Linked DNA regions of Homo sapiens: region 2 is linked to region 1. The links are chromatin contacts, found by Hi-C in ENCODE. All regions are on one chromosome and are shown on one strand. Each heading gives the region's core, a stretch centred on a gene start or an enhancer-like site at or near the end of the contact. The rest is flanking DNA. Distances are from core to core; before and after follow the strand shown. Region 1 has its middle 620 kb from the start of LRFN5. Region 2 has its middle 820 kb from the start of LRFN5.

Region 1 (6,064 bases), core at 2,395-4,894:
GATGCCTAGTAATGGTCTGTTGGATAAAGAAAATGTGATATTTATACACAATGGAATACTATTCAGTCATAAAAAAGAATGAAATCGTATCCTTTGCAGCAACATGGATGGAGCTGAAGGCCATAATTTTAAGTGAACACAGGAACATAAAACTAAATATTGCATGTTCTCACTTATAAGTGGGAGCTAAAGATTGAGCACATATGAACATAAACCTGGAAACAACAGACACTATGGACCACCAGTGGCAGGAGGGATGATGTGGGGCATGGGCTGAAAAGCTACCTATTGAGTACTATTCTTACTACCTGGGTGCAGTATACCTATGTAACAAACCTACACCTGTGGCCCTTATATCTAAAATAAAAGTTGAAATTCAAAACTAATAGTACATAATAAGTTTAGGGCTCAATGAAGTGGATTAGTTAACTCTAAAATTTGGGGGGAAGTTTTAATGTGCTATAATTTATTCTCTTTTATCTTATCATGAGATTCCCATGAAGCTACCTGGAAACCTTGTAGGAATTTTGGGATTACTCTATTTTCTCCAAAAGGATTCTAGTCTTCTCAATTAACTTCAGCTCCATATTGACTCTCAGTGCCATAGTTTTAGCTGAGATCATGTGCCCAAAACCACACTGCCAGGTTAGTCTGCTTTATAGTAGTTTCCTGCCATAGCAATCTGCACCATGCTCATTTTTACTGTAGCAACCTACGGAATGCTAAACAAAGTTGCTACTAGAAAACAAAACAAAACCAAACAAAACAACAAGAAGAAAATTTATATGAAATGCATTTTGTTTTGCTCCTTCTGCCCATAATTTATCCTTTAAGAATTGAAACCTATGTGTGCTTGATTAAAAGAATGGATCTGAGATTAATGTCATACCTCGTGAACCCCCTTTCCATAATCATAGCTTATTGTCTCAAATGTGACCATCTGGCCCATGGAAAATTATTTAATTGCCAGTCAACAAACAATATAGTTACTTCATTTGGGATGTTGAACTGGATAGCACAAGCATACTGATTTAGTAAATTGTAAATAAGTTCTGATTAGTGACAAAATACCACAGTGAAGGTCTAAGAATTTCTTAGGCTGAACCCCTCACAGTTGCCCTGGATCATACATTTCCTGAGGCTTGCTGTGTGTGTTTCTTTACAATATATTTTTTTTCTTCTTTGAGCCATTTGTCACCAGTGTGCTAAAATCAAATGCATTATAATAAAAACAGTGAATTCTTGGCATAGCTTTACCTGTAAAATTAGACAGCTCTAGTTTATTATTTTTATAAGATACCCAGGTGATCCATATGCAGATTAAAGTTTGGGGACCACTGCTCTAAAGTCAGGTAAAATAAAAGAATTAACATGAAGTAGTTGCAATTAACCTAAAGTGGGGTAGTACAGTCTGACAAATTTTTATTTGTCAATTATCCCTTCATAAAGCTATGGAAAAAACGAACTTGTTATTTATGTCCTAATGTAGAAAGATGTTCATGATATATGAAGTGAATAAAAAGAAACTGTGCAAATTATACATACACGCATAGTATAAATCTATTGTTATAAAATATATATGCTACATATATTATATGACAGACATGTGACACACGTACACTTCCACAAATATACACAAAAAAGGATAAAAACAGAAACCATATTTAAAAAATCAGTGGTGCAATGAGATACATGAAATGAGAACTTTCACTTTATAAAATTTCTTAGCAATACTATTATAAGTAGTATCTACTTTGTGGAGTTCTAAGAAGTTTACATATTTTCTAAAAACGCTTTTTTTTCCCCCAAACACCACTACCTCTATTGTTATGTAGCCAATTTTACTATATGCCTCCCATCATTTTAGCAGACCTTTTCTGCTTTTCTGTTAGGAGCCATATTAAACGGCAAAAAAAAAGGCAGAAAGCGAAATGAATTACCTCTTGATAATAAGTCTGACAAATTTGGCAGGAAAAAATATTCTAACAGATAAACAAAGTTGTAGAACTATCTATATACATAAATAGCACATGAATATATAAAATAGATTTATTTTCCCTTAACTAAAATAAAAACCATGGACTTTTGTAAAGTATCAGTTTATCAGGAATTTGCCAATAGGAGACACTTTTCTTCATGGATCAGTCATATTTAGAAGAAAATCTATGTCCCCTTCCTTGGAATTGCACTGCTCTCCTTGTTGCTCTGGCACCCCCTGGTGGACTGAAATCACACAGATTAGGGAGAATGGAGGAGTAACCCACCAGGAATCTGTTGTCTGGAAGATAAATGTGTTGCATTTTTCAAGTAACTTCTCTGATTTGAGCACTTTGAGATGAAAGTACATTTTGGTTACATTGATTTAGTACTATGGCCTTCTGATAAAGGCACTGTTGGGCCCTCTGTGGTGCAAGCTTCTCTGTGCTTCCTCTGGGTTTTTAATATTTAGTAAAGCAGCTGTGCACAGTCAAGTTCAATATCCAGAGATGTAACAGATAAGGTCACAGAGAAAATATGAAATACCAGACTCTTAGGAGTAGACACATAGGTGTATGTGTTTGTGTGAATTTTTCCTTCCTATTTGAAATTTTGCCCTGTGTGTTTTTGGATAATCATACTGTCCCCAGAAAAGGCTCTTAAAGACAGAATTGTTGAATTGCTACTAGCAAAGGCTTTGGAGTTAGACAAATCTGGACTTGTGTTTATCCTCAAACAGTTTTTACATATATCTTGAAATTCCTATCTATGAGGTACACACCATTGAATCAACATATTTGAGCAAGTTACGATGATTAAAATGATGCATGTAGAACAGTGCTTAGTAAAAATTACATACTTAATAAATTAGTGATACACACAGGTTTTCTCTAAAATGCAAATAAAATACTTTTTGAGTTTTTTTCTTTAGTTTTAGTACTGGAAAACTGAAGATTTTTTTTTCTATTTTCTGGAAGTCAAACTGTACTTATAGTAAAACATATAGATAGATCTTTCTGAAAAATATATAATGATGATCTAGCAGGGTTTCAGTTTCCCTAAATTATTGATGTCCTGAAAAATACTATGTATTCTGAGAATAGAGATAATCTCCTTGATCATCTCTCCAAAGGGAACCCCCAAGAACTGCAGTTTTTCCTAATCTGTTTCTGGGCTGTGGGTGTTTGAAGTAATTTTTTCGTATCTCTTGAGGCATGTTTCATGTCTGTGTTTCTAGGTTGTCATTCAAGCAGGTCAGGGAAGAGAACAACAGCTCCTCTCCCAAGAGTCAGGCATGTGGTTTGGCATTGCACGGCTATAGTAATTGGAGTCACAAAAGTACTGAGTCAGCCCAACTGGCAGAGAGGGAGTTTCAGAGCACCGCTCTCTGAGAACTAAGAGGGATAGCCATCTGCTGTGATTATACTGACATCTGCAACCTATTCACTGAAGAAGAACACCTGAAAAGTCGATCCTAAGTGGGCCAGCTGCATCAGGTTTTCTCTGCAGACTTTTCTGAGAGGATTGGTGATTATTCAAGTGCAGTTTTTACTTCCTCTCAGAAGTCAAGGCTTTTTTTCTATTCAAGCACTTCTGTGTACACTGATACTTTGGGGATTTTCTCTAAAACTAAATTGGGGGTTTTTGAACTGAAACCAGCTCTCTGAACTGAAAGTACTGTTTTATAGAAAGATCTGAAAGCTTTCTTCTTTCTCAGTATTTAACCATTCAGAGGTGAGCATTATGTTCACAGAATTATATCTAAAAGTACTAGAAGAGCATCATTAAAGCAACTACAGATGGTACCTACTGCATGTGCCTGTCATTTTGTACACGGATGTGCCAAACCCCTCGGTACCTCAGGAGCTATTACACACACACACACACACACACACACACACACACACGCAATATGTGGAGGGCCAATTCTTTATACATATTTTCTGTCTACCTGTGGGTAAAGTGCTTGTAGAAGACACTCAATACTTCTCAATACTTATTTCTTTAGTTATATTACTTATGTATTTTACAAAAACGTATCTGTATAGCTTATTATAAGCAAGATATTCTTTGAATTGTTTTACTAATATTAACTCTCATATTTTCTAGAAGTCCTACTATAACAGTCATTTATTACTGCTATGACAAATTATTACACACTTGGTGGCTTAACACAGATTTACTGTCCTATACTTCCAGAGGCCAGGATTCCAAAATGGCTCTCACTGAGATAAAATCAAAGTGTCAGCATGGCTGTGTTTTTTCTGCAAGGAAGAAAGGAGCATCAATTTCCTTGCCTTTTCCAGCTTCCAGAAGCCACCCACATTTTTGGCTCAGGCTCAATTTCTCCATCTTCAAAGTCATCCATAGCCGGTCACGTATTTATCATGCTATATCACTCTGGTTATCTGCCTCCATTACATCTTCTGCTCTGACTCTCCTTCCTCTCTATTTCTCTTTTAAGGATTACCTCCCTTTCTAATGATGCTTAGTCACATCTGCAAAATCCCTTCTGCCATGTGAAGTAGCACACAGGTTCTGATGATTAGGACATGAGCATCTTTAGGGAGTCATTATTCTAGCTGCCACAACTGCTGTAATTATTCTTATTTTATACATGAGAAAATTGAGACTCAGAGAAATTAAGGAATTTATCCAAGATCACAGTTACTAGGAGCACAGTTTGGATTTAAACACTATCAGTTTAGCTTTGGCATCTGGTTTTTTTAACAACTGCACGGTTTAATGTTTGTGGATTGAAAGAGAAAGAAGGAAAAAGTGAAGGAAGAAAGGAGCCAGACACATGATATTTTCAATCTATTCATTCATATACAATAAAGCCAGCTAGCATTTAACAAATTAAACTCTTACTTTCAGTAGCATAGTGATTACATAAAGATACCATAATAACAACAAAACACAATAGAAATATCTTAAAGACAAAAGAAATGATGTCCCAAATTAATGAATATGGGCCACTGATATTCATGACGTTTGCTGCACCAACTGCCTGAGAAGGGCTGAAAGATACTAAGACACAAAGAAAGAATCACAGTAAAAGAGATGGTGGAGGATGTGCAAAAACAATGCAGAGAATTGTGATAACAAGAAGAATGTGAGGTGTCTCTGAAGGGGCGATACAGATGTGAAATTGAGAAGAAACCACAAAATTAGAAGAGTATTTTAATTAGCTATCCAAAAATGTATATAAAACAGGTATCTTTAACTTTATTGTAGGTTCAGAGGCACATGTGCAAATTAGTTATATAGGTAAATCGTGTGTCACAGGGGTTTGGTGTACAGGTCATACAGGTTTGTCATGCAGGTAATAAGCACGGAACCCAATAGGTAGTTTTATGATCTTCACCCTTTCCACCCAACTCCACCCTTGAGTTGACCACATGCTCTATCGTTCCTTTCTTTGTGTTCATGTGTACTCTATGTTTAGCTCCCAATTATAAGAACACTTGATATTTGGTTTTCTGATTTTGCATTCATTCACTCAGCATAATGGCCTCCAGCTCCATCCATGTTGCTGTAAAAGATATGATCTCATTCTTTTTTATGGCTGCATAGTATTTCATGGTGTATCTGTACTACATTTTCTTTATCCACTCTACCATTGATGGGGATTTAGGTTGATTCCATGTCTGCTATTGTGAATAGTGCTGCGATCAACATAAACATGCATGTGTCTTTATGGTAGAATAATGTATATTCCTTTTGGTATATACACAGTAATGGGATTACTGGATCAAATGGTGGCTCAGTTTTAAGTTCTTTGAGAAATCGCTGAACTGCTTTCCACAATGGCTGAGATCATTTATGTTCCCACCAGCAGTGTATAAGAAAGTGTTCCCTTTTCTTTGCAACCTGGCTTCACCAGCATCTGTTATTTTTTGACTCTAAAAAACCCATCATGACTATTCTGAGATGGTATCACATGTGGTTTTGATTTTTATTTCTCTAATGATTAGTGATGTTGAGCATTTTTGCATATGCTTGTAGAATTGATATCTTCCAGCAGTTTCCATGGCCAAAATAGACAAGACAACCAAATTCTTTAATGTTTAAGGCTTTTCAATGT
Region 2 (6,064 bases), core at 1,840-4,339, 210 kb before region 1:
GTGGGAATGTAAATTAGTTCAACCATTGTGGAAGACAGTGTGGCGATTCCTCAAGGATCTAGAACTAGAAATATCATTTGACCCAGCAATCTTATCACCAGGTATATACCCAGAAAAATATAAATTATTCTATTATAAAGATACCTGCACATGTATGTTTATTGCAGCAATATTCACAATAGCAAAGACATGGAATCAACCCAAATGCCCATCAATGGTAAACTGGATAAAGAAAATGTGGTACATATACACAATGGAATACTATGCAGCCATAAAACAAAATGAATTGATGTCCTTTGCAGAGACATGGATGAAGCTGGGAACCATCATTCTCAGCAAGCTAACACAGGGACAGAAAGCCAAACACCTCATGTTCTCACTAATAAGTGGGAGCTTAACAGTGAAAATACATGGTCACAGAGAGGAGAACAACACACACTGGGGCCTGTTGGAGGGGCAGCGGTAGGGAGAGCATCAGGATAAACAGCTTAATGTATGCTGGGCTTAATACCTAGGTGATGGGCTGATAGGTGCAGCAAACCACCATGGCACACGTTTACCTAGGTATCAAACTTGCATGTTCTGCACATGTATCCCAGAACTTAAAATAATTTTTTAAAAGCAAAGATACTTGAAAGTGTAATGACAGTTTTACCAAAATAGAATATAGGTAAGTCTGTATAGTAGGGATAAATTAAGAAAGGTTAGATTATTTATAATTTCAGTTTAAGAAGTTAGCTCTTAAATCTTTAAGCACTGTAGAACTGAGCATTCAAACCTGAGCACGTGGTGATATAACTTGAGTAATATATTAGAAACATAATTTGTCAAAAATATGCAGTCATATTACATGTCATATATTTAACTCCTGTGAATTATTTATAATAAATACATAAAGCAAAATAACCAAGTTGCAGTTCCATCATGTTATAATAAAAATGCCTGTGTGTGAAGAACATGAGACAAGATAGGAGTTCATAAAAATTATTTTTAAGACAGCTTGAGATTTTTTATCTCAATGGCAAAACAAAGCATAAAAGAATAGATAGAGAAATGAAGACGGACATTTGCTTTGAAGTATTTTAAAGTTTGAGACTATGTAAAACACTCAGATATTTGGAAACAGTACACTAGCTAAGAAGAGAATTCAATATTCGCCGTTAAAAAGAAAAATATGATAATCTTCCACAACCACATGTATTAGTTGAAGGTTTTAGATCAATAAAAGAGAATAGAGTTAGAGGAAGAAAGAAAACATGAAGGGGAAAAGCAAAACATTAAGAATGTTGAATGGTAACTAATAGAATAAGAAGTCAACACAGAAGCAAAAAAAAAAAAAAAGACTTTGACATAAGAAAATCAGTATGATAGTAGTATAATCATGCCAAAAACCAACAAAGTGTCTTAAAAATGAGAAGGTGGTTATTAATGTCCCAGACAGAAGATGTATTTGAGAACATTTTTTAGAATTATATCCACAACCATAAATATGGATACAAATAATAGCATTATGAAGAATAACAGCATAAATGTACTGAATGCTGACCATACAAAAGGCAGAGTACAATGAGACCTTTATATAAAATCATGAGTCTTTACTATAGTCCTTCATATTGACATATCATTCTTTTCTATGATACATATATTGGGAAATATCAAAGTAACAATCTAATCTCAGATCCTCTGACCACAGACAGGCAAAATACCCCAATGTATAAAACTACTTACCTTTTGAATGAAGAGTGAGGCATACATACATGTATAATTGTGCAAGTATTTAAATGGGATTTTCCACTATCTAGTATATGTGTGTGACTTGAGTTACTCATTTCCTCAAGTAATTAATCAAATATTTGAATATCAAGTTCATCCAATATTCTGCTAATTAGACCAGCAAATGCTTACAAACCAGCCTTAAAACCTGGTGAATTCTAGATTTTTTTTTTATGTAAGAGTATTATTCTTAGAATCAAGAGACCATTTTCTGATACTAATTTTCCATGTGAGTTACGATACACCACTATATCATTCATTGGTTTTGTTTCTTCTATTAGATAAATTTGCATTTATTTGTTAGAATCATATTTTTAAGACAAAGGATATATTCCATTAGCTATTTCTATGTCATAAATTTCAGAATCATCAATTTCTTAATTTACATAACAAAAATGTAATTGATAATAGCAGCAGGTTTGCATAATATATATTAAATATCTTTTATAAATTATCTTGATATATCTGAGTATTTTAAAAAATTAGATTTATAACTCATATCTTTGCTACTGAAACATCAGGGATTCATTCTCGGTCTTGCCTATTGCACAGAAAGCCAATCACTGAGACAAGGAGTATCGCCAGGGAAAAATGCTTTAATCTGGTGCTGCAGCCAAGGAGGTGGGAAATCATTCCCAAATTCTTCTCCCTGACACATTAAAATGATTGATTTTATATAGCAAGTAAGACACATTATCATGTGTGGGAAATCAGGAATCAGGGAGAGGTAAGGAAGAGGAGTTGGTCAACAGGGAGCAGGCAGTCAATTAGGCAATCATTATAGGTGAGTTGACTGGTGTCTCATTGTCCAGATGTGGTAATATCCCCGTGATATTATCCAGGAGGCCTGATGGTTCGTTTCCTGAGAAAGAAGCTCAGGTAATACAAATGTGGCTTTCTCAGGAATCAAGACTGGGAAGGTCAATCTCTATGTTTATTCAAAAGAAACCATAAACATAAGTTCTATGGAACAACTAGGCCAGTTTTATCTTCATAACTTCTCTAGAAAAAAAATAAAACCTACTGAGAGAGGAGGCAGGTAGGAACTGGTCAGGCAACTAGTGAGGGAGTGTCTTGGAAGAGGAACTATACCTGTGGGAACATACCTGCACCACCTCTGTTATGTAGCTAGCAGGAGGAAATGTAGTTAAGAACTTAATCTTATACCAAGATGCTTGCTCAGAAGGGACTTTCCAGCCACCCACACAGGCACAGACAAGAACTGAGGGCATCCTAAAATAACCCTGAACTCATTATAATGCCATTAGCATCGTGGTTTTAGCCCCCACCCCCCACCATGTATTTCACTTAAGCACTCATGGGTAACAACCAAGATAGAGTTACTATAGTCAACCCCAGGCATGCACAAATGTAACACCCCAGGGGGAATTTTAGCCCTCCCATTAAGGCAGAACCCATAGAAGACTTCCTTATTTCTGCCACATAAAAGACCCAAAACTCAGCCCCCTTTTTGGCAACCCCTCTTTGGGTCCCCTCTCACTGCTGAGAGCTTTTCTGTTGCTTAATAAGTCCTACTCTGCTTTACTCTCCAATGTCTGTGTGCCTTATTCTTCTTGGCTTTGGAACAAGAACTCAGACCTCACTAAACTAAGGAGTAAGGAGGCTGCAACACTACTCCACAGAGGCCATGTCCTATGTACCCAAATGTGCACTTGTAATTTCTCTTCTAACACTAAAACCTAGAAGATAACTACATTAATTTTATTTCATACATAATTCACAGATGCACATACACATACACAAATATAGAGTAAAACAATGTAAAATATATATTTTTCATTTAGTTAGCTTTTTAAAAACTCCAATGACTTATTTACAAATCTAGTAAATACTAAATCACTGAAAAATTATTTTAAAGTAAATAAACTTAAATAACTTGATGCACATTTTTATAGAGTCCATTTACTTTACATTATTATGCAAGTTTTGTGACACTGTAAATGATAACTTTAATTATGTTTAATTATAAAATCCATTTGAGACATTTTAAAGTTTTTGGATATTATATTAAATGGTTAAGCAAATCAAAGTTTGGTAGTTTAATTTGCCTATGAAAATAAGCTTGTTAAAGTAACCCATAGGTAACATAATTCGACTAAATAAGAAACAGGTTATAAGTTTTAATAAAATCAGTTTAATTAAAGTTCATGTAATAAAAAGCTCCATCAGCATAATATTGAATTTAGTACTAAAAATAGTCAAGTATCTCTGAATTTTTTATTTATCTTTCACATAGTTAAGCATTTTTACATGCAGCAGGACCCAGACCAAAGTCCTGGAACTTTGGAAACAAATAATTGAGTTTAAAATCTGCTATAAACATTTTAAACTCAGATATATTAAGATAATTTATTAAAATTATTTAATGCACATTATGTAAGCCTGCTGCTACATGTAAAGCATTTTTACATGTACAAGCATTTTACATGTCATTAAGCATTTTGAAATGTAAGCATATTTACATTATAGCTAAGAATTTTTAGATCCATTTAAATTAAAATCTTTAGTTTAATTAGATCCCATTTGTCAATTTTGTCTTTTGTTGCCATTGCTTTTGGTGTTTTAGACATGAAGTCCTTGCCCATGCCTATGTCCTGAATGGTAATGCCTAGGTTTTCTTCTAGGGTGTTTATGGTTTTAAGTCTAACGTTTAAGTCTTTAATCCATCTTGAATTGATTTTTCTATAAGGTGTAAGGAAGGAATCCAGTTTCGGCTTTCTACATATGGCTAGCCAGTTTTCCCAGCACCATTTATTAAATAGGGAATCCTTTCCCCATTGCTTGTTTTTGTCAGGTTTGTCAAAGATCAGATAGTTGTAGATATGCAGCATTATTTCTGAGGGCTCTGTTCTGTTCCATTGATCTACATCTCTGTTTTGGTACCAGTACCATGGTGTTTTGGTTACTGTAGCCTTGTAGTATAGTTTGAAGTCAGGTAGTGTGATGCCTCCAGCTTTGTTCTTTTGGCTTAGGATTGACTTGGCGATGTGGACTCTTTTTTGGTTCCATATGAACTTTAAAGTAGTTTTTTCCAATTCTGTGAAGAAAGGCATTGGTAGCTTGATGGGGATTGGCATTGAATCTGTAAATCACCTTGGGCAGTATGGCCATTTTCACGATATTGATTCTTCGTACCCATGAGCATGGAATGCACTTCCATTTGTTTGTGACCTCTTTTATTTCCTTGAGCAGTGGTTTGTAGTTCTCCTTGAAGAGGTCCTTCACATCCCTTGTAAGTTGGATTCCTAGGTATTTTATTCTCTTTGAAGCAATTGTGAATGGGAGTTCACTCATGATTTGGCTGTTTGTCTGTTGTTGTTGTATAAGAATGCTTGTGATTTTTGCACATTGATTTTGTATCCTGAGACTTTGCTGAAGTTGCTTATCAGCTTAAGGAGATTTTGGGCTGAGACAATGGGGTTTTCTAGATATACAATCATGTCGTCTGCAAACAGGGACAACTTGACGTCCTCTTTTCCTAATTGAATACCCTTTATTTCCTTCTCCTGCCTAATTGCCCTGGCCAGAGCTTCCAACACTGTGTTGAATAGGAGTGGTGAGAGAGGGCATCCCTGTCTTGTGCCAGTTTTCAAAGGGAATGCTTCCAGTTTTTGCCCATTCAGTATGATATTGGCTGTGCTTCTGCACAGGAAAAGAAACTACCATCAGAGTGAACAGGCAAACTACAAAATGGGAGAAAATTTTCACAACCTACTCATCTGACAAAGGGCTAATATCCAGAATCTACAATGAACTCAAACAAATTTACAAGAATAAAACAAACAACCCCATCAAAAAGTGGGTGAAGGACATGAACAGACACTTCTTAAAAGAAGACATTTATGCAGCCAAAAAACACATGAAAAAATGCTCACCATCACTGGCCATCAGAGAAATGCAAATCAAAACCACAATGAGATACCATATCACACCAGTTAGAATGGCAATCATTAAAAAGTCAGGAAACAACAGGTGCTGGAGAGGATGTGGAGAAATAGGAACACTTTTACACTGTTGGTGGGACTGCAAACTCGTTCAACCATTGTGGAAGTCAGTGTGGAGATTCCTCGGGGATCTAGAACTGGAAATACCATTTGACCCAGCCATCCCATTACTGGGTTTATACCCAAAGGACTATAAATCATGCTGCTATAAAGACACATGCACCCGTATGTTTATTGCGGCATTATTCACAATAGCAAAGACTTGGAACCAACCCAAATGTCCAACAATGATAGACTGGATTAAGAAAATGTGGCACATATACACC

What was found. A loop is a pair of places that touch in the nucleus more often than their neighbours do. Pooled maps may share reads with other maps.
Region 2: a loop to region 1 is called in a map of GM12878, with 3 times the contacts of the local background. The contact joins two enhancer-like sites. A Hi-C loop is called at or near these places in 1 of 168 maps with a recorded cell type or tissue (GM12878), 15 of 37 single-sample maps with no recorded cell type and 6 of 50 pooled maps.

Annotation. Positions count from the first base shown.
Region 1 is chr14:42,220,636-42,226,699 of GRCh38, reverse strand. No RefSeq gene overlaps it. Among named protein-coding and RNA genes, the nearest start is that of LRFN5, 620 kb to the right of the region's middle. Within about 2 kb of position 3,644, at least 4 of the 41 ENCODE cell types and tissues checked have a DNase peak (open chromatin) inside an H3K27ac peak, as active enhancers do.
Region 2 is chr14:42,426,121-42,432,184 of GRCh38, reverse strand. No RefSeq gene overlaps it. Among named protein-coding and RNA genes, the nearest start is that of LRFN5, 820 kb to the right of the region's middle. Within about 2 kb of position 3,089, at least 2 of the 41 ENCODE cell types and tissues checked have a DNase peak (open chromatin) inside an H3K27ac peak, as active enhancers do.